2 separate regions of the Homo sapiens genome follow, and region 1 is linked to region 2. A link is an interaction called in ENCODE POLR2A ChIA-PET data of the cell type or tissue named here. Cell type or tissue: OCI-LY7. All regions are shown on one strand. Links, peaks and the distances in the headings refer to the core of each region. The heading gives the core; the rest is flanking DNA. Region 1 overlaps MAGI2 (membrane associated guanylate kinase, WW and PDZ domain containing 2). Region 2 overlaps MAGI2 (membrane associated guanylate kinase, WW and PDZ domain containing 2).

Region 1 (9,448 bases), core at 631-8,630, 220 kb before region 2:
CAGAAAGTGGGGGTGGTGGGTAGTCAGGGAGAGCTGCCAGGAGGTGGTGACATATCGGTTGAGTTTTGAAGTGCCAGTAGGAGTTCCCTAGGCAAAGAGGAAAGCATTCTAGGCAGAGAGAGTAGCATATGTAAAGGCTGCAAAGTTTGAGGGAATGGTATATTTGGGAAACTGTCAGTAGTTTATTATACTGTTCAGGAGTTTAGGTTTTATTTTAAAGGCAATGGCAAGGCACTAAAAAGTTAAGCATGGGGTAACCTGACCGGGGAAGCTGAGTGGTGGTTAGAAATCTCCCTGTGACCTCACTATGGAAAGTGGAAGAAGAGAAAGCTGGAAGACTGAGGAAGGGAGTTGAGTTGCGGTGTTGTCACATGGTCTATCCAAGTGAGACATTAGGAGGCTGTGGGGAAGGAGATGATGAGGACAATGACACAGAGTCTGGGTCTCTTTTAACTGTGTGTCTGGATGAGGTGCACTGAATATATTGGTGAATGAGTGAAGTACTTCCACATGGGTTATCTTGAACCCATGGGAGAGGGAGGTATAAACCCCCTCGAACCCCAAATCGAATCTTGACAGCCACTGCCGCCTTGTGGTTACTTGTGTCCTGAGACTGACATTTTAACCAAAAACCATGTGGAGGGCAAAAGGGATCTTGTATTGTGATAGAAATAGTCCCGTCTTTTGACTCTGGTCCCATACTTGAGTTTAGCAAGACTTAGAAAATTTGAAGTTTTCATTCACTTGTGTGTTTATTTTCCCTTTTCCCTACAAGGAACTTATGAGACTTAAAGGAGAAGGCATTAGCCTGGAGGAGAGAAGCGGTGGTTTGAAAGCTACGGGGGAGGAGGAGAAGCAGAGGGGTTTAGGGGCTGCGTAAGGGCTGAGCTGAAGTCCCCTCTGTGGGGGCCTCAGGAATGAGGCTCCGGGAAGTCAGGGACATTATTTTTATCGGGTTCCCAGGAGCCTGGGCTGACCTCTTCACCTGGCAGATTTCCATAATTTCGGCTTTCCATGTAGGGTCCCCTCAGAGGGAGAGGCTCTGATACATGCTGAATCTCTCCTATGCCCTTTCCCCATTCCAGGGTATCAGTGCCATTGGGTGGTGAGGGTTGTGTCTACTGATTTTCTGCCTCATTTTGGAGCAACGGAAGTTTGGGAATAGTTCAAGATCTTACTAAATCGAGGAAAAAACATTTCTAGGGGCTGGTGGTGGTTAGGTAATGGAACGAAAATGCTGCTGCTGACATAGACTCTGACCGTTGCAAAGCACTCTGGGCATTATTTTAAAAGTGGGCTGACTCACGGGGACCTGGTTTCAATGGCAACAGACTCAGTCCAGACCTGGCTTCAAGACTTCCATCTCTCTTTGGAACAGTATGAACTGTGAAAGGGTTGAATTTTCATTTTCATTCCAATATCAGTATTCTGTATAATAATTTTAACTGGAACTCCCTAAATAAATTTGGGATGTGATCTCTTTCACTGTCATCTGGATATATAAGAAGATCGACTTATCGGGGGACAGCAGGAGGTGGGGCAAGGGGTTCTCTTGTTACTTTCCTACTTTCCGACCTCATCTGACTTCAGTGCAGTGGCCAGTGTGTGACAAAAGAGTGTCACTTTCCGCTATCACAATCGGGAGAATTAATTTTTTAAAACCAATAGAAAATTCGCAGCCCTTTTAGAAATGAAGAAAAAGACCAACTGTGACTCTGATGTAGTCTCTTTCTATACTCTCTCTGCCACAGAGCTATCTTCAACTGAGCTATGTTACTAAAATGAAACTTCTAAGATCTCCACTCATTCTTAGAGTATTTTTAAAATATCGAGTTCCAGTTGAGAGGGAGAGGGAGAGGGAGAAGGAGATGGTGGGGGGGCGGGGGAGGGAGGGAGGGGGGGAGAGAGAGAGAGAGAGAGAGAGAGAGAGAGAGAGAGAGAGAGACAGAGAGAGAGACAGAGATACTAAAACCAGATAAAGGTAATTCAGGAGTCTCTGTGTGCACTGCATTATGTGGGTCAAGGAAATGCCAAATTTAGGAAACTGATCAAAGGACTTAAGAGGAATTCTAAGCACTCATTTTTTTCCTATGGAAGAAATACTTTTATCTGTGGTCCCCTTGGGGCAACTAACAACCTTAGAGTAATGTCACAGGGACAAGGCGGAGCGGGATAACTGCTGTGTCTAGGTCCCCGCCTAGTAAGTTCTGCATTCCTACTCACACATTTCTGCTCATACATCATAGCGGATTTTTCTTTAACAAAACACCAAATCTTTGAACTTGCTTGGGGCTTTCCAGGTAAAAAACTTTTTCTTTTTTTGCCTATGGAAGGCCAAGGCAGGAGAAGGCAAACATCTCATAATTCCTTATGTTGTTAATAGTTCAGGTTGGAAGAAAAAATTTAAACTCTGTACTGTATGCATTTTTGTAGCCAAGTCATATATAAAGTATTTGGCTTGTCTCAATGAAATATTTATAAGAATTAGATTAAATCCTGGATTTACTTTAGCCATGAGTCATGGCAGTCCCAGCTCAAAGGGTTGCTTGGACATCGTTACAAACGTGCTTACCTGGTTGTAATCAGTTAATTGCCCTCATGTTACCATTGCATCCTAAGAGCCTATTTTGCATGATCATATATGACTAAAGTGATCCCAGATTATAACTAGGTATGAGGAATTGAGCTTCTTTGGAATACTATACCAATAAATCATGAATAATCTCTATTCCTTATTTCATGATGGACTTAGCTATGGACGATTTTTGTGGCTAATGATCTGAGGTCACAGGCTAATGCCATCATCGTTCCTCCCTTATAGGCTGGTTTCTCCCACTGACACTAGACCCCTCATGGACAGGGAACACACCTATTGTCTCTGTGTCATCTATACCTGCCACAGTTCCTGAGAAGTAGGCCCTCGGTTAATCACAGTTGAGTCAATGAATGTTTGGTTTGCCTTTCAGCGATAGTAAACGTCTTCATTTGCATGCCGTGTAAGTTAAGCTTTAGGGCACCTCAGCATACCTCAAGCTTTCTTGAAATACTGCCTTACGCAGTTCCATCCAAATCATGACAATTTCAATGGTACTTACAGGAGACCAAATGAGGCTTCAGTACTGGTGACCTACATACATTGGTAGTGACAGGTAAAGTTATAGGAAACAAATGCTAGGATTGAGAGTAAGAGGAATGGAGGCTGAGTCTGAATGAAATAATGAAGTTCCAGGAAAAGGAAAAGTCAGAATTAGGGTCTTTGCTGCTGCAGTCATTGTTATGGGTGCTCTGACGCTGGGATGCCTGTGCCCTAATGGCCCTGATGGAACAAAGGACAGGCTGATTTCCAACTTGATGGTGATCTTTAATATCTACTGGCTGTTTTCATGATTAACTTTGTTCAATATTATTTAATAACCATTACAGGAAGAATATTTTTCAAGGGGTTACACTGAATGTTTTCATTAACCTTCCCATTTCTTTCATTAGATCGCGATTGAATTAGATGGGTTCCAAGTGCCTATTACAGGGCCTGGCTTTTGTTATAAACTGTTAGGCTCAGTTGCCTCAGCAAGGCACAGGAGCCCATAAAATTAGCAGGTTTTTCCAGAGAGAAAACTTCTAATCCAATTGGAAACTGAAACACATGTTTGAGAGCACCAGAACTGTGAATTTTATTTGCTTCAATTCATTTATGTATTGAAAACTGTCTGAGACTCTCTTTATGCTATGTTTTAGACAGTAATCACTTAAACAGAAAACAGGCTGGGCATGTTGGCTCATGCCTATAATCTCAGTTCTTTGGAAGGCTGAAGTGGGAGGACTGCTTGAGTCCAGGAATTCAAGACTAGCCTGAAACACATGGCAAAACCCGCATCTCTACAAAAAATAAAAAACATTTGCCAGGTGTGGTGGTGCATGCCTAGCTACTCAGGAGGCTGAGGTGGGAGGATCACTTGAGCCCAGGAGTTCGAGGCTGCAGTGAGCCATGATTGCACCTCTGTATTCCAGCCTGGGGAACAAGTGTGAGGACTTATCTCTAAAACAAAACAAAATAATAAAACTCCCACACACACACACACACACACACACACACACAAACAAAACAAAATCAAACCCAAAAAAGTCCCAGCATCTCTTGAGAAACTTCATCCAAGCAGAAGTGTGAAATGACCCTTATGGATGCACAGAAGAGAGAAGAATCCTTCATCAAGGTTCTGCCTAAGCACATAACCTGCTTAGGAGGGTCACAAAGGTGAGGGGAAAAAGCTGCTATTGGAAGTGAAAGGCTGCTGCAGGATTCTGAGAATTCACCACTTGATGCAGGTGGTACGCCTTCTTTGGTGTTGTTATTATTTGTGTTTAGAAAAGATGTAGTCACAGCTCAGAAAATATCCGGCCTTTGACTTGAGCACAGTATCCTATGGTGGGAGTGTGGCCTTGTCTGGACATTCATAACGGGGAGCTGGCTTTAGCAAAGATTTAGGGGGAGCTCTCCCTTCCGGAGCCTCCATTTCTATTTACAAAAATCCTCTAAATTAAAATGTGAAAATATAAGTAAAATTGGAAGATGACACAGTATCCCTACTGTGGAAGTAGTTGAGCTCTAAATTATGATCTGGTATCTTCTTCACTGATTCCTTCCTTTTTCCTTGTCAACTGTTACTGATATTAATCTCATACAGAGAATTTTATTAGATAGCTTCTTTCTAAATCTCCTTACTCTTCTAGGGCTCTTTTTTTTTTTAATTTTTAATGTTTTTTTTTTTTTTGAGATGGAGTTTCACTCTGTTGCCCAGGCTGGAGTGCAGTGGCACGATCTTGGCCCAGTGCAACCTCCACTTCCTAGGTTTGAGTGATTATCCTGCCTCAGCCTCCCGAGTAGCTGGGATTACAGGCGCACTCCACCACGCTTGGCTAATTTTTTGTATTTTCAGTAGAGAGGGTTTTACCATGTTGGCCAGGCTGGTCTTGAATTCCTGACCTAAGATGATCTACCTGCCTTGGCCTCCCAAAGTGCTGGGATTACAGGTGTAAGGCACCGCACCCGGTCTCTTCTAGGGCTCTTAACTGGGGTTTATGTTTAATTCTTTTAAGTTTTCCCCTCCCCTAGCTCTATGCATGCTCTCTGGGTGATCACTTCCCATTATTATTATTATTTTTTTTTTTGAGATAGGGTCTCACTTTGTCACCCAAGCTGGAGTGTAGTGGCGTGACCTCGGCTCGCTGCAACATTGACCTCCCAGGTTCAAGCAATCCTCCTGCCTCAGCCCCCCAAGTAGCTGGGACCACAGGCGTGCACTACTATGTCTGACTAATTTTTATATTTTTGGTAAAGACGGGGTTTCGCCATGTTGCCCAGGCTGGTCTTGAGTTACTGAGCTCAAGTGATCCACCCATTTTTAGCCTCCCAAAGTGCTACGATTACAGGCGTGAGCTACTGCGTCTGGCCCTTCCTACCTTTCTAAGGTATTTGGCATGTTTCCTTTTTGGTGCCTTTCTCTGTGCTGTTCTTTTTGCTAGAATCTGAGTCCTCCTTCTCCCCACTTCAAAAAGGGAAATCCTACTTATCTTTTAGGAACCAAACTTCAGGGATGATATCATCCAGACAGCCTTTTATGATCCCAGCAGTCTGGGTTGGGTGCCTTTTCTGTGCATTTCTTTAGAAGTATTGACCTTTGCCAATAATATTGTAAGCTCTCCAAGGACAGGAACTCTGTCACATGGGAAATAACCACATATATCTGTTCAACAGATGGATGAATGTTTGAAAAAAGGCATTTTTCAGAAATTATCTTTTTGGCTGTATGCTCCTTAGAGTTTAAACCAAATGTAAACAAGGTTTATAATAAAATTCTAATTTGGTTTCATAATATATGTCAACCAGGTTTGATCATGATCAAATAATATATGGGAAGTGCATTGTAATCTCTAAATATACAAATGTAATCTATTATTAATCATAGTAGTTACAATTAACAATAGATCATTATAATTATCATAATAACGGTAGAAGAGATAAAAAAAGTAATAAATTTTTCATAATGAACCTGGGAGAGAAGCGGTTGAGCTTCTGAGGGTGTATTAAATGGGGAAATGGGGCAAATGATATTTTTCTGGAAATATCATTGAGAGGTTAAAAATGAAAACAAAACAAAACAAAAACAACTCTTCTTTTTGATAAGCACTGCCTGATAGAAATTCTTTTAGGACATGAATGGTATTTTGTATTCCATGATTTTAGATGAAGTTCTTAGGAAAAGAATCTCATGAATGTTGGGCAGATAATCCAAACCCTAAACTAATACAGAGAAATAACTGCAAGTGTGGCAACAGACATGAATGTGAAGAAAGAGATTTTAAAGACAAGCTGGTTGGAGCAAAACATTTTCTACAAAGGAAAAATAACTACCATCATTACATTTTTCATATGCTAGTTTGACTGCTCAGGTGAAAAGAAACTGGGGCAATATCTTAAAATTATCGGCCTAAGAATAGAAAGCTATCACTGGCAGCTCAGCTAGCTTATCCAGTTCTCAGAAATCACTTATATTAGGTCATGAAGTCAGTTTCCCTAGTTGACTGAAAAATAAACAAAAAGGAAATCAAAGAGGAAACTTTCTATTGTGAACTCTGTATGAGTGTTATTTCTCTTCCTTGGATGTAATTGAGAGAAAATGCGGGATTATTATTATGTATACTTATCTAATCAGATACATTTATTTTCTGGATAAGCATTCGGCTTTGTGCAATGACTTCTATACTGACTCATGGTAACAATTCCTTGTTTTCCTGAAGCTAACTGTCTTGCATATTGCATTTACATTTCAACTTTTTAGCACCTTCTCTCCTCTCTGACCTCTGCTTCTGTCTTTACATCTCTCTCTCAGACTGTGTGTGCACCAGTCCTAGACCTGACAAGTTAACAGCATGAATGAGCATGAAAAGGTACACCAAGATGGGTGGCGGGGACATTGGTTAGCTGGGATTTTGAAGATAATTTAATGATGGGACTGTTTTCGAAGAATGGGCAGGGTTAATGCAATCAAAGAGGGCTGTTGAGGCAATGAAGGATAAATATGGTGAGTGCTGTTACCACCTCTAGTCTGAAAGACATCAGGGAGGAAAAGAAGTTACAGGGGCTGAGTGAGAGCTGGCGCCATGAAAGAGAGGCTGCCTGTCTACAGCTGGAGCTGTAGCGGGAAGGAATGCTGCCAGGCCCACAGCACCAAGGCAGGAGCAAAGGGTAAGAAATACCCCAACCTCTCTGTGGCAGACAGAATAAAGTCCCCCATCCCCAGATGTCCACCTCCTAGTCCCTGGAAGCTGTGTTATGTTCCCTTACATGGCAAAAAGGATTTTGCAGATGTGCTTACCTTAAGGATCTTGAGATGGGACGATTATCCAGGATTGTTTGGGTGGGCCTAATATAATCACAAAGGTCAAAGTCTGAGAGAGAAATGCAAGACAGAAGCAGAGGTCAGAGAGGACAGAAGGTGCTAAGCTGCTGGCTTTGAAGATGGAGGAAGGAAATATAAGCCAAGGAGTTTCTAGAAGCTGGAAAAGGAAACGAAATGGGTTCCTACCCCAGAGTCTCCAAATGGAACCAGCCCTGCTGACATGGTACTTTGATTTTAACCCAGTGAAACAAACCGATTTCAGACTTCTGACTCCAGAACTGTAAGACAATCGATTAGTGTTGTTTGTGGTCATTTATTACAGCAGGAATAGAGAACTAATGTACTTTCTCTCTTTCTGCCCTCTGATCTCCTGCTGATGCTTCTCATTGGCCAAATCCAATAGGAAGCCAGAAGGCAAGAGTGTTTGGGTGATACAGACATAGCCATCATTCCCCCAGAGTAGGGCAGAGAAGCAAGTAGAATAAATCTGGGGGAGAAGGTAGAATAAAGGAAGAACAAGCACTGGGGTGGGGTAGGTGTGGGATGGAATTGATTTTAAAACATCAAATATGCCAAATATGCCAGACGAAGGCTTTAAGCAATAATTCAAGAACAAGACAAAAATCAAATGGCAGTCTAGCTCAAATCCTATTGGAGAAACTTTTTGGAAACCTTTATTTGTTTTAATATTTTACTTTAACATGTGTCGCCTCTATACCATTATAGAAAGAGGAGTGGCGTCAGGGTTACTGAGTTGAATGCTCTTTTTAAAATTGCCTAAGATGTCAGAGTTACCTTTGCCTCTGGTCAGTTTCCAAGTCCCGTCAGTTCTACATGTACCCTGTCTCCAGCAGCTGCCTCTCATTTCCCATTTCTCTTGCTGCCATTCTACATTGGCTGTTCCTCTCTTTCCCCTCTTCTTTCCATCCATATGGTTGCCATAATTATATTTCAAAGAGCATCTCTGATTTTGCCTCACTCCTCCTCAAACACCTCCCCTCCTGCCCCATGCTTCTTGAACAGAATCCAAACTCCTTGACATGAGGTGTAAATCCTTTAGGACCTTGTCCCTGTGACCTTCTGGCTTATCACCACCCTTCTCTTGTGTTTAGTCTGGCCCACTTGTACTTCCTCCACTCTTCCTTCCTCGGCATTTTTGCTGCTGTCCTCAGCCTTCCTTGTTATTTTTGTCATTCTCCCTGGATCCTTCAATCCCATCTCCTAATCATGCCCATTCTTCAAGGCTCTGCTCAAATCCTCCAAGAAGCCATTGCTGGTCACTCCAGGGGAAATTTATCCTCCCTTCTCTGTGTGTCCACTGCTCTTACAGCTATGCCTCTCTTATAGCACTTACAGTCACACTGCCTGTTAGTCTAGGTATCTGTGTATTTATTTTCCCCACTACCATTTCTGAACCTACTCAATTATAAACTCTTGGAAAGAGGGAGTGTATCTTTGTATCTTCTAGTAGTAGCTGGTGCATTGCCTTGAAAATAATAGATGATAAAACCTTGCAGTGGGGACAAATTGATTACTGTGTAGGGCACAAATGATTAATGGCAGAGGGAGAGTCTTTGGGGGAGGTGAGGGTGTATGGGAGACTGGAGGGGGGCTTTGAGGCAGCCTGTGCCTTGCTCACTATGGTTTTCCTACTGTCAACTGAGGTGCCTGGCACAAGATAAGAGCTTCATAAATATTTCTTAAATGAATAAGTAAATGCTATCTACTTCACTTTGGCCAAAGGCAACCTTGAATTCTGAGAGAACAAAGTCTTAACAAAGGTCCCTAATATTTGTTATAATATGAAGAAGGCAAAAAAAATGTATTGAGGTAAAAACAACACAATCTTCTACTTGCAAGGAGAGGCAAGCTTACAAACAGCAAGCCTGTGCCAGCAACCAGCTGAGGAAGACACAGCCACAAGGTGGAAGCATCTCTTTTCTTTCTGAAATAACCATGCCTTTGTTGGCATAACTGGCTGAAAGCAGACAGACTGATTTTTGCATTTACCAGTCCTGTGAGAAGCACTGGGAAATACACTCTTATTTATG
Region 2 (9,448 bases), core at 1,017-9,016:
TTCATATAAGTAAAACAGCTTAGTGGACATCCTTAACAGCCCACGGTGGCAATAGGTAATTAATATCAAGCCCATTCACAGATAGAAATCAATACCGATTAAAGGCACTCAAAATGGGGAAGAAAGTTGATATGCGTAAGTTAATTTCTCTACTTTCCAAATTAAAAATATGGTGCCTAATGAGCTGTGACTTAGTGTCAAGGAAAGAACTGATTCCCCAGGGAACATGGCAGAAATATTTTACATGGAAATCCTATAAATCTGAGTGCTACTACATTATAAACATTCTATGTTGCTATGTATTTGCAGGTTTTCTTTACTTAAAACGTATCTAAAAGTTCCTTGGAAAGGAATAACAAAATTTGACTTCCTGCTTTTTGAAATAGGCTTTCACCTGATCTCAATTGGGAGGCGTGCTTATTACAAATTATCAAAGAGGATGGTAGCCAAAACATATTGAGTCTGGCACTGTACTAAGCACTTTGTATTAATTGTCACAGTAACCCTGTAATGTAGGAATTAATGTTAAATCCATTTTAAGATGAACAAAGTGAGGTGTAAGAAGACATTATACAATGAGTGGTGGAACTAGGGGTCAAACCCAATCACTGTCATTCCAGGGACCAAGCATTTAATGACCATGTCATGCTTCCATGGGTGCTAATTTAGAACAAACATCCCTAGACTATGGAATGGTTTTGGCTTCTACAGCTTTAAGATGCCAGACATAAAAGCACTACATGAGAAAAATCTGGAGCTAGTGACCCGGAGTCAGAAAAGAAGCCAATGCAAGAAATATAAAACTTTCAAGAAAGATCAGTAAATTTCAGAAAAAAAACCCTTCCATATCACAGTTACATCCCCAACAAAATGTCTCTGACACAAACGCTCTTAAGACACTTGGAGTACAAACATGTTCCCCAGAGGAACAATGTGCTGTGAATCCATCAAGTATTTGGTGGAACCAGGCATGCGAGACTCAGGCGACACAAGAACCACTTAAAGACTTACAGTGCACGATGATTTCTCTAATGCTTTCCCTTTGGAATGCAGGAAATTTCTGCCCCAGACATAATTTGAAATGATTCACATGAAACATATCCTTCACACTTCAGTCTGGTTTTTGTCTGTCTCTTTGTTTCTTATTCATTCTCATATTTGACTGATGATTGGAAACTTTTCTTTTTTTGTTTTGTCCTCTGAAGTCTTATGCTAGCTTCCTGGCATTTGCATCCAATACCAATCTCAGCAGCTTTGTACTACATTCAAAAATTGCAATTCATTTTTCTATGCTTGTACATATAGAGTATGTGCTTAAGATCAGGGGTTCCAGAGCCAGACTATGTGAATTCCAGTCATGGCCTCATTGTTCTCAGGCTGAGTGACTTTCAGTAAGTTATTCAAACCTCTTGTTCCTCAGCCTCCCAATCTATAAAATGGGGGTGATAACAGCATGCCTATTGAAAGGGTTATCATGAGGACTAAATGATCTAATGCACGTAGAGCCCTGAGCACAGGGTCTGGCACATAGAGTGCTAGCCAAATGTTAGTGATTATTACATTTACTAGACTGTAAACCCCATCAGGGAGAACATTTATATTTTGATCATTATTGTATTTATAGCATAAAATTAGTGCCTGAAACAAAGTAGAAGCTCAATAAGTTATTGAATTACATTAAATATTAAATGACTTAGCTATTTCTTCCTATTTGTACCATTTCAAATTCCTTTCACATTCTTATTCAGTCATATGCCAAACTCAGTAGACTATGGAAAAGTTCCATATAAATGCCTTGGTCCCATCTTTACAATAGAGAAAAAAAATTCAAAGAGCAGTTTTTAATGCTTAATTTCATCCCCAAACATCTAGGGAATATAACGTGGTCACCGGGTCTGTCAGTGTGGTGAATATTTCAAATTTGGATCTCAATCTGGTGGGCAGGTGACCTAAAACATACTTTATATAGAACAGGTCCCATCTGAGATCAAGTTGTAGTTGAAATATGACCTTTAATTTCACTCTCTGCTTTCTCTATTCTGCTTCTGTGTTTCACAAACCACCTGGTTTACTTTATTACAAACGAATATAAACAGCTTCATCTGGGATCTTATGGCTGCCATCCATCCATCCACTCCCATTTATTGAGTGCCTAATACATTTCAGGCACTGCCCCTGGTGCTGAGGCCCTAGACATGAAAGGCAAAAGGCCCTTTAAGGAACTCAGTGATATCGAATAGGCATTTAAAATTTTATCATCTCTAAAACTCTTAATTCCTACTCCCCCATTCCCCACCAAGCTATTCCTTTCATAGTCTTCCCCAATTCAGCTGATGGCAACGTCATTACACAGTTGTTCTGCCTTAAATTCTTACTTTCCTCTTTGAAATCTCCCTCTTAGCACATCCATCTATTCCTTCAGGAACCAAGTGGGATATGAACAGGTAAAGAGGCAATCCTAAGTATGTGATGGAAGCTATGGCAAGATAGAAACAACCCTAACTCAAACCAGGAGGCAGGGAGGGGAAAGATTTATTGGCAGAAGTGATATTTGAACTGAGTTTTGAAGAATGAATAGGGCTTGGCCTTGCTAAAGAGCTCCCCACGGCCAGACACGGTGGCTCATGCCTGTAGTCCCAGCACTTTGGGAGGCCAAGGTGGGTGGATCATCTGAAGTCAAGAGTTCGAGACCAGCCTGGCCAACATGGTGAAACCCCGTCTCTACTAAAAATACAGTAAATCAGCCAGGCATGGTGGCAGGCATCTGTAATCCCAGCTACTCAGGAAGTTGAGACAGGAGAATCTCTCGAACCTGGGAGGTGAAGGTTGCAGTGAGCCAAGATTGCGCCATTGTATTCCAGCCTGGGCAACAAGAGCAAAACTGTCTCCAAAAAAAAAAAAAAAAAAAAAAAAAGCTCCCTCCTCCTCCTGAATCATCTGGATATCTTTAAAGCACCAGAAACTTACCATGCTCAAAATAATAGTTATCATCATCTCTCTGCATGCTCCCTCCCACCCCACATTTTTATAGTTCCAAATGAAAGCGTTGGAACTGTCTTTAACAACCTTTTTCTCCAAATCTAATCACTTGTAAAGCACTGTGCAGTCAGCATCCTCTCCTATTACCTTTAGTCTTCGTTCACTTTCCTTTTTCAAGCCCAACTTAGATTTTCAATCTTCACTCCCACAATTTTCCAGTCACTATATAAGTGCTTGGTAAATGGGAATGCACTATGCAAATGTTAGGGGTTTATTCTAATTAACACTAATTCCCTTGGTGATCTCATCTACTCCCATGGTTTTAAATACCATCTATACACTGATGAGTTCCAGACTTATATTTCTAGCTTTGACCTTTCTCTCACAATTCAGACTAAAAATCTCGCTGCCTACTCACTATCTTCACTTAGATATTGAATAGGCATTTAAAATTTTATCATCTCCAAAACTCTTAATTCCTACTCCCCCACTCCCCACCAAGCTATTCCTTTCATAGTCTTTCCCAATTCAGTTGATGGCAATGTCATTATACAGTTGTTCTGCCTTAAATTCTTACTTTCCTCCCTGAAATCTCCTTCTTAGCACATCCATCTATTCCATTAGCAAATATTGTCAATTTTACCTTCAAAAACTATCCTGACTCTTACACTTTCATTGCTCTCATACCAATCTAAAGTACTTGGACTATTGCCTTCCTTTCTGTTTCTGTTCTCCTGCAGTGCATCCTACAACTCCACAGCTTTCCAGCTCACTCAGAATAAAGTCCACATCCTTAACAGGGCTCATGCTATCTTTCTGACATAATCTCCTATCACTCTCCTTAGCTCTTGCCACTCCAGCCAAGGATGCTCCTACCTTTTCCTCTCCTGTTCTCTCTGCCTGGAAAGCTCTTTCCTCTGATAGTTGTGTGGCTTGCTCTTTCCTTTTACTTAGGTTTTTATTCAGATGTTACCTGTTTAGAAAGACCTTTCCCAGTCTCCCTGGAAAAGAGCAACACATGATTTGCTTAATCACCTTAACCCTACTTTCATTTTTATCTTATTTCTTCATAGCACCAATATTTCTTGAATGTTCTAGGTACTGTCCTGATGCTGAGAATATAGCAGTAAACAAAATAGGCAAACATCCCTTTGTTTCATGGTGCTTACTTTCCACTTGAGAAAGAAACAATAAGCAAACAAATTAAATAGCATGCCAGATGATAGTAGCTCCTGTGGTGAAAAATCAAAGCCAGGAAGGGGGATAAGACGTATTGGGGGAAGAGTAGTGGTTGCTACTTTAATAATGAAAGCTTCCCTGATAGGAGGCTATTTGAACAGAGATCTTAAAGAGTGAGGAAAGTGAGCCTCGTGAATATCTCAAAAAGTATCTCAGGTGGAGGGAACAAGTGCAAAGGCCTGTGGCAAGGTCATGTTTGATGGTTCCAAGAGCAGTCAGGAGACCAGTGTGTGTGGAATGGAGTAGCACTTCTACCACCTGCCATTATATTATAGATTGATTTGGTTTTTATTGCTGACATCTTTACACCAGAATGTTGGCTGCATAAGGGCAGTGTCTTTTTTATTTCTTTTGAAAACAAGAACAACTTTATCCTGAGAATTCAGAACTGAGCCTTGTTCTAGTGGGGACTCAATGAATTGTCATGCACTATAGACAGACTTCACTATTCGGAACCCCTTAACATGCCCCACGTGTTTTGCCTTTCTTGTCTGATTTTCTCCATCTGGAATGCAGCTCTGTCTTTCAAAAAGCCTACCCTTCAGGACACTCCAATGCTACTGCTTTAATGAAACCTCGCTTGGTTGGCTCTCAGCTAAATGTCATTTGTGCCCCCTTTGTATGGAGATAACTCTGTACTGTCGTTGCTGCTCAACCAAAAGCTCCGTGAGACAGCGAGCGTGTCTACTTGCCTCCTCAGGGTAGAGTGCCAGTGTAGCCTGGTGCCTAATCATATGTGCCAGGTGCTCAGTAAATAATGAAATAAATGACTATCTGTTTAAGGCAATGAGTTGCTTTAAGATTTACCATACTCAATACAGATTGCTACTGTGTTCTATGGTAATATGCAAAGTAACTCAAGATCCTTAGAAGTTGGTCACCATCTCAGAATTTGAAACCCCTTATCCAACTAGCAGTGTAACCATGAGCTCCAACCTCCTATGCAAGGGGGACTCAGGAATCCTCTAGAAGGGCAACTCCCTTTGCATTCTCCAAGGAACTGTATACATGAAAGAGCCTGTTCCTTTTCTTTCCAATTCAGCCATGGATTTTTCTCTATCTTTAAGCATACCTGATTGGTAATATAGTCTTTTCAAAACTAAGACAATTATGAGCTTTAGTTTAAAACATTGTTTTAAATCCACAATACATTTCTAGTCATTTATAAATAAATGTCATATCAAGGAGGAAAAAATACTTGCTGGTAACAAATAATGTGGCATAATTTTTGCTGAACACCCTTCACCTTAAATAACTTGGCCTTTCAGAGAACTCACATTTGTTCAAATTAGGAAGGAAAAAATTCACATTTTGGACAAATTGAATCAGAAAATATGAAAATACCCATTGCAAGTCGTTGTTGTGGTAACAAAGAGAAGACCACCTGTGTTTGTTGAACTGAGCTGAAGTGGATGTGCTAATGTAGTTTCACTTCATTGTTATCAAAGACTTGAAAGGCTTCTTCTTAGTTAATTGAAAGGCTAATTGGCAGGTCTTTTTAAGGACGAGCTAATCTAAGTTGGATTTTGTTTTATTTTCTCATCCAACCCCTTGTCTCCCTCTAGTCATCAGTTATGTGAGTGATGAACTCAAGCAAAGCATGTCAGATGGTATAAAATGGGTTATATGATGTACTTTTCCTAGAGGGTGGCATCTAAAATAACAGCACTTCGATAAGTTATTGTTCATTCATTCAATTTAAATCCATTTTAACTTGGCTATCACTTCACTAGTTGACACTGGTTTGTTGTCCACATTCCAACTATGTGCATAAAATAAAGTGCTATCTAGAGTGTTCTTGCCTTTGAAACTGTCATCAAGTCATTTAAATAAAAGACAAGCTGCCAGATATTAATGAAGCTTATTAGTAAAATGCTATGATGCAGAAGATCCCCCAGGACATAAAATTATGGTTTTATGCACTAATTTCAGCACCAAATGACTGTATTCTTCTTTTGCTGAAATAGTAAATGATGCTCTAAATGTTGGAAGTTCTGGGAAAGTGGAGTGGGCTATCATTTGACACATTTCACATGTTCTCAATGGCCATTTCTATCCTGAATTAATTAACATCTGAGTCCTGAAAGTCATTGGTATGGTTTTAAGAATAATGTTTATGCAATGTCAGCAGATTAAAAGCTAGTGCAAGTAACTTACAAATGAGAAATTTCTGAATACTTTGATCAAAGAGTTTTAAATCCTATTTAAAATAGTCAAGTGAACAGAGAGACGCATATGTCCAATTCAGGTTTAAACATGTTAAACCATCATTGCCATTATTTCCAGAGCACAAAATATACCCTGGAAAATTAAATTTTGTTTCATTTTCATAATTTCTGTAATCATTAGTCAACGTAAGTTGAACTATCGGAATATTAATCCCATACTAAAGAAAAGAAGAGAGCATTGACACATACATGTCATAAATTCGTCTTTGTCAGTTCTATAATTTTAGACGACTTCATGCCCAAAGGACAACTTTTGTAATACAAAAGGTAATTTTATTTACCCTTGTAAAAGTATTTTACATATTTTCACTCCTATTACTGCTATACAAGTTGTTAATTATGCAGTTAATTATTAGAACAATTAAAAACTTGTTACTGACCTTTTGGCTAATGAATTTAAATAGGTGCAGATACTTTGTGGTACAAAAGTACAAATATTTTTACTGTTCTCTGGATACTATGTCTTTGCCAGGTAGTGATAGTGTGGCTTATAAGGCTTAATTATATAGATTGCCTATTGTGAAACTCATATTATATTAGATGTGGTTTTACATATGAAATATGCATGCAGCTTCCCTGTGTACCTAGAGAGCTTATACTACAGTGTTGTAACAGAAAGAACATTACCAGATAACAAAACATGAAGCAGTAATATTGCCCCAGATGAGGTCAGGAAGGTAACAGAGCAAGTTTAGGCAGCAATAATTAGAGAGAAATTTCATTTCAGACATAGGATTTGAGGTAGACCTTAATGAATCTAAGCATAGAGGAGGAGAAAATGCCTTTCCAGACTGGCTAAGAGTTGATAACCTAAGTGCTGAGTATGTGGGAATTAATTGTACTATTTTCTCTACTTCTATATATGATTAAAATTTTCCAGAATAAAAACTTCTAAAAAATCGTTTCAGGAATGACTAGAATGAGCAAAGATGAGAGGAGTCTTTGAAAAGAGGGGCCCTCATTATTTCACCTACCTGCCCAAGCAAGGTGCTAGAGGCAGCTAGGTGAAATAATAAGGGACAATTCAAATGGGGTCAGATTTTGAGAGGCATTGGATAAGAGAATTAAAGACTTAAATTCCAGTTAGGTCATTGGGAATCAATTTGCTGAATCAAAGAGAACCAAGCTCACTTTAAATAATGGGCAATGAATTTCTAATACTCAGCATTTTCCCCTACCCTGTTGATGGTGAAATTCACTGTCAATGTTATTCAGTGCCAGTGCCATTCTAATGGGGGATGTGATATAGGAGAGCTTCCTTGTTGCTGCTAAAACTTCTTTGAGAAGACAGCATCTGGGTTGAGTCTCTGTGATTTAGGTAGGTGGTTCTCAGCCTGTCTGGACACTCTGAGGCCACCTTGAAATGGTCAGACTCAGTGATACTCAGACACTAGGAAGAGAGACCAATGTACAACAAGACTGTCAGCTTAGTCATTCGGAGTGGGGTATCCCCTTTTCTGTTCTATTTCTGCATACTGAAGTGTTTGGAAGAACAAATTAAAAGGCTTCTTATTTAGTAGGGGCTTAGAGCAAGAGAATACATATAATCTTTAAGGAGAAGGCATCTAGGCCAGGGTGAGGTCCGACCCATCTTTTTTTTTTTCTTTTTTTTTCTGGAAAGGGATGGAGGCACAGTAGTCTGCTTCTCTACACCCCATTTTCTTTGCCTACCATTTTTCTTCTGTATTACTCCCTTCCTTTTCAGGTGTTCCATTACTATATTCACACTGAAGTCCACGAGAATCTCAGAGACAGGTAGGTAGCAACCTCCTTAGGTCTATACTTGAAGTCCCTTTGTAAGTCAATATTCAGCTGAGTTAGGCATCAGTCACTTAGGAAACTGCTTCAGGTTTTCATCATATTATGTGCTGTTATTTTAGTATACTTATACTATGGGGCTTAGAATTATCAGATAGACATAATACATAGTTTATCTGGTAATTCACTCATTCACTCAAAATTCATTAACAGTACACTACGTGTAACGTATTACTATACAATTTTTCAAATGTAGTAAGTTGTTTAAAATGATTATTCAAAATCACAATGAGATATCATCTCACACTAATCAGAATGACTATTATTAAAAAGGAAAAAAATAACAGATGCTGGTGAGGCTGTGGAGAAAAGGGAATACTTACACACTGTTGGTGGGAATGTAAATCAGTTCAGCTACCATGGAAGGCATTTTGGAGATGTCTCAAATAACTTAAAACAGAGCTACTATTTGACCCCGCAATCCCATTACTGGGTATATGCCCAAAGGAAAATAAATCGCTCTACCAAAAAGACACATGCATTTGTATGTTCACTGTGGCACTATTCACAATAGCGAAGACAAGGAATCAACCTAGATGCCCATCAACAGTGGTTTGGATAAAGAAAATATGATACATATACACCATGGAATACTATGCAGCCATAAAAAAGAATTACGTAATTTCCTTTGCAGCAACATAGATGTAGCTAGAGGGCATTATCCTAAGTGAACTAAGGCAGGAATAGAAAATCAAATACCGTATGTTCTCACTTATAAGTGGCAGCTAAGCATTGGGTATACATGGACGCAAAGAGGGGAACAATAGATACTGGGGACTACTGGAGGGAAAGGACTGAAAACTAGCATAGTGGGTACTATGCTCACTACTTGGGTGAAGGAATCATATACCCCAAACGTCAGTGTCACACAATATACCAATGTAACAAACCTATATGTGTATCCCCTGAAACTAAAATAAAAAAAAATAGATTTTAAAAAATAATTATTGAGGTCTTTCAATAGCACAATGGAAAAAGCATAGAACCTGGAATTAAGAGCCTGAGGTCAAGTTCTGGCTTTCCGGCTTCCTGGCTGCATGATCTCTGATAAGCTGCTTAACCTCTGTGAGGCTCAGACCTTTCTTCTATAGATTAGGTTGACATTAATATTCTTTTCATTGAATTATTGAGAAGATAAAATAAAATATTCTACATAAAAATCCTATGTAAAGCTTAATGTAGAG

Evidence for each region. ChIA-PET counts read pairs that join two places held together with the same protein. Peaks named below come from ENCODE experiments on the same cell type or tissue, not always from the same donor. Only the 100,000 strongest peaks of a DNase experiment are listed, where the experiment ranks them.
Region 1: POLR2A ChIA-PET joins it to region 2 with 7 read pairs; 2 of 35 experiments call an interaction of 5 or more read pairs at or near these places.

What each region holds. Positions count from the first base shown.
Region 1 is chr7:78,081,487-78,090,934 of GRCh38, forward strand. The region is part of intron 20 of MAGI2 (membrane associated guanylate kinase, WW and PDZ domain containing 2); the gene reads right to left. Among named protein-coding and RNA genes, the nearest start is that of DDX3ILA1, 96 kb to the left of the region's middle. In OCI-LY7, for the core only: no CTCF peak of the experiment used is centred there; no DNase peak of the experiment used is centred there.
Region 2 is chr7:78,300,490-78,309,937 of GRCh38, forward strand. All of the region lies in intron 9 of MAGI2 (membrane associated guanylate kinase, WW and PDZ domain containing 2), which reads right to left. Among named protein-coding and RNA genes, the nearest start is that of DDX3ILA1, 310 kb to the left of the region's middle. In OCI-LY7, for the core only: no CTCF peak of the experiment used is centred there; a DNase peak (open chromatin) is centred at 5,662; H3K4me3 peaks cover 764 bases; H3K27ac peaks cover 719 bases.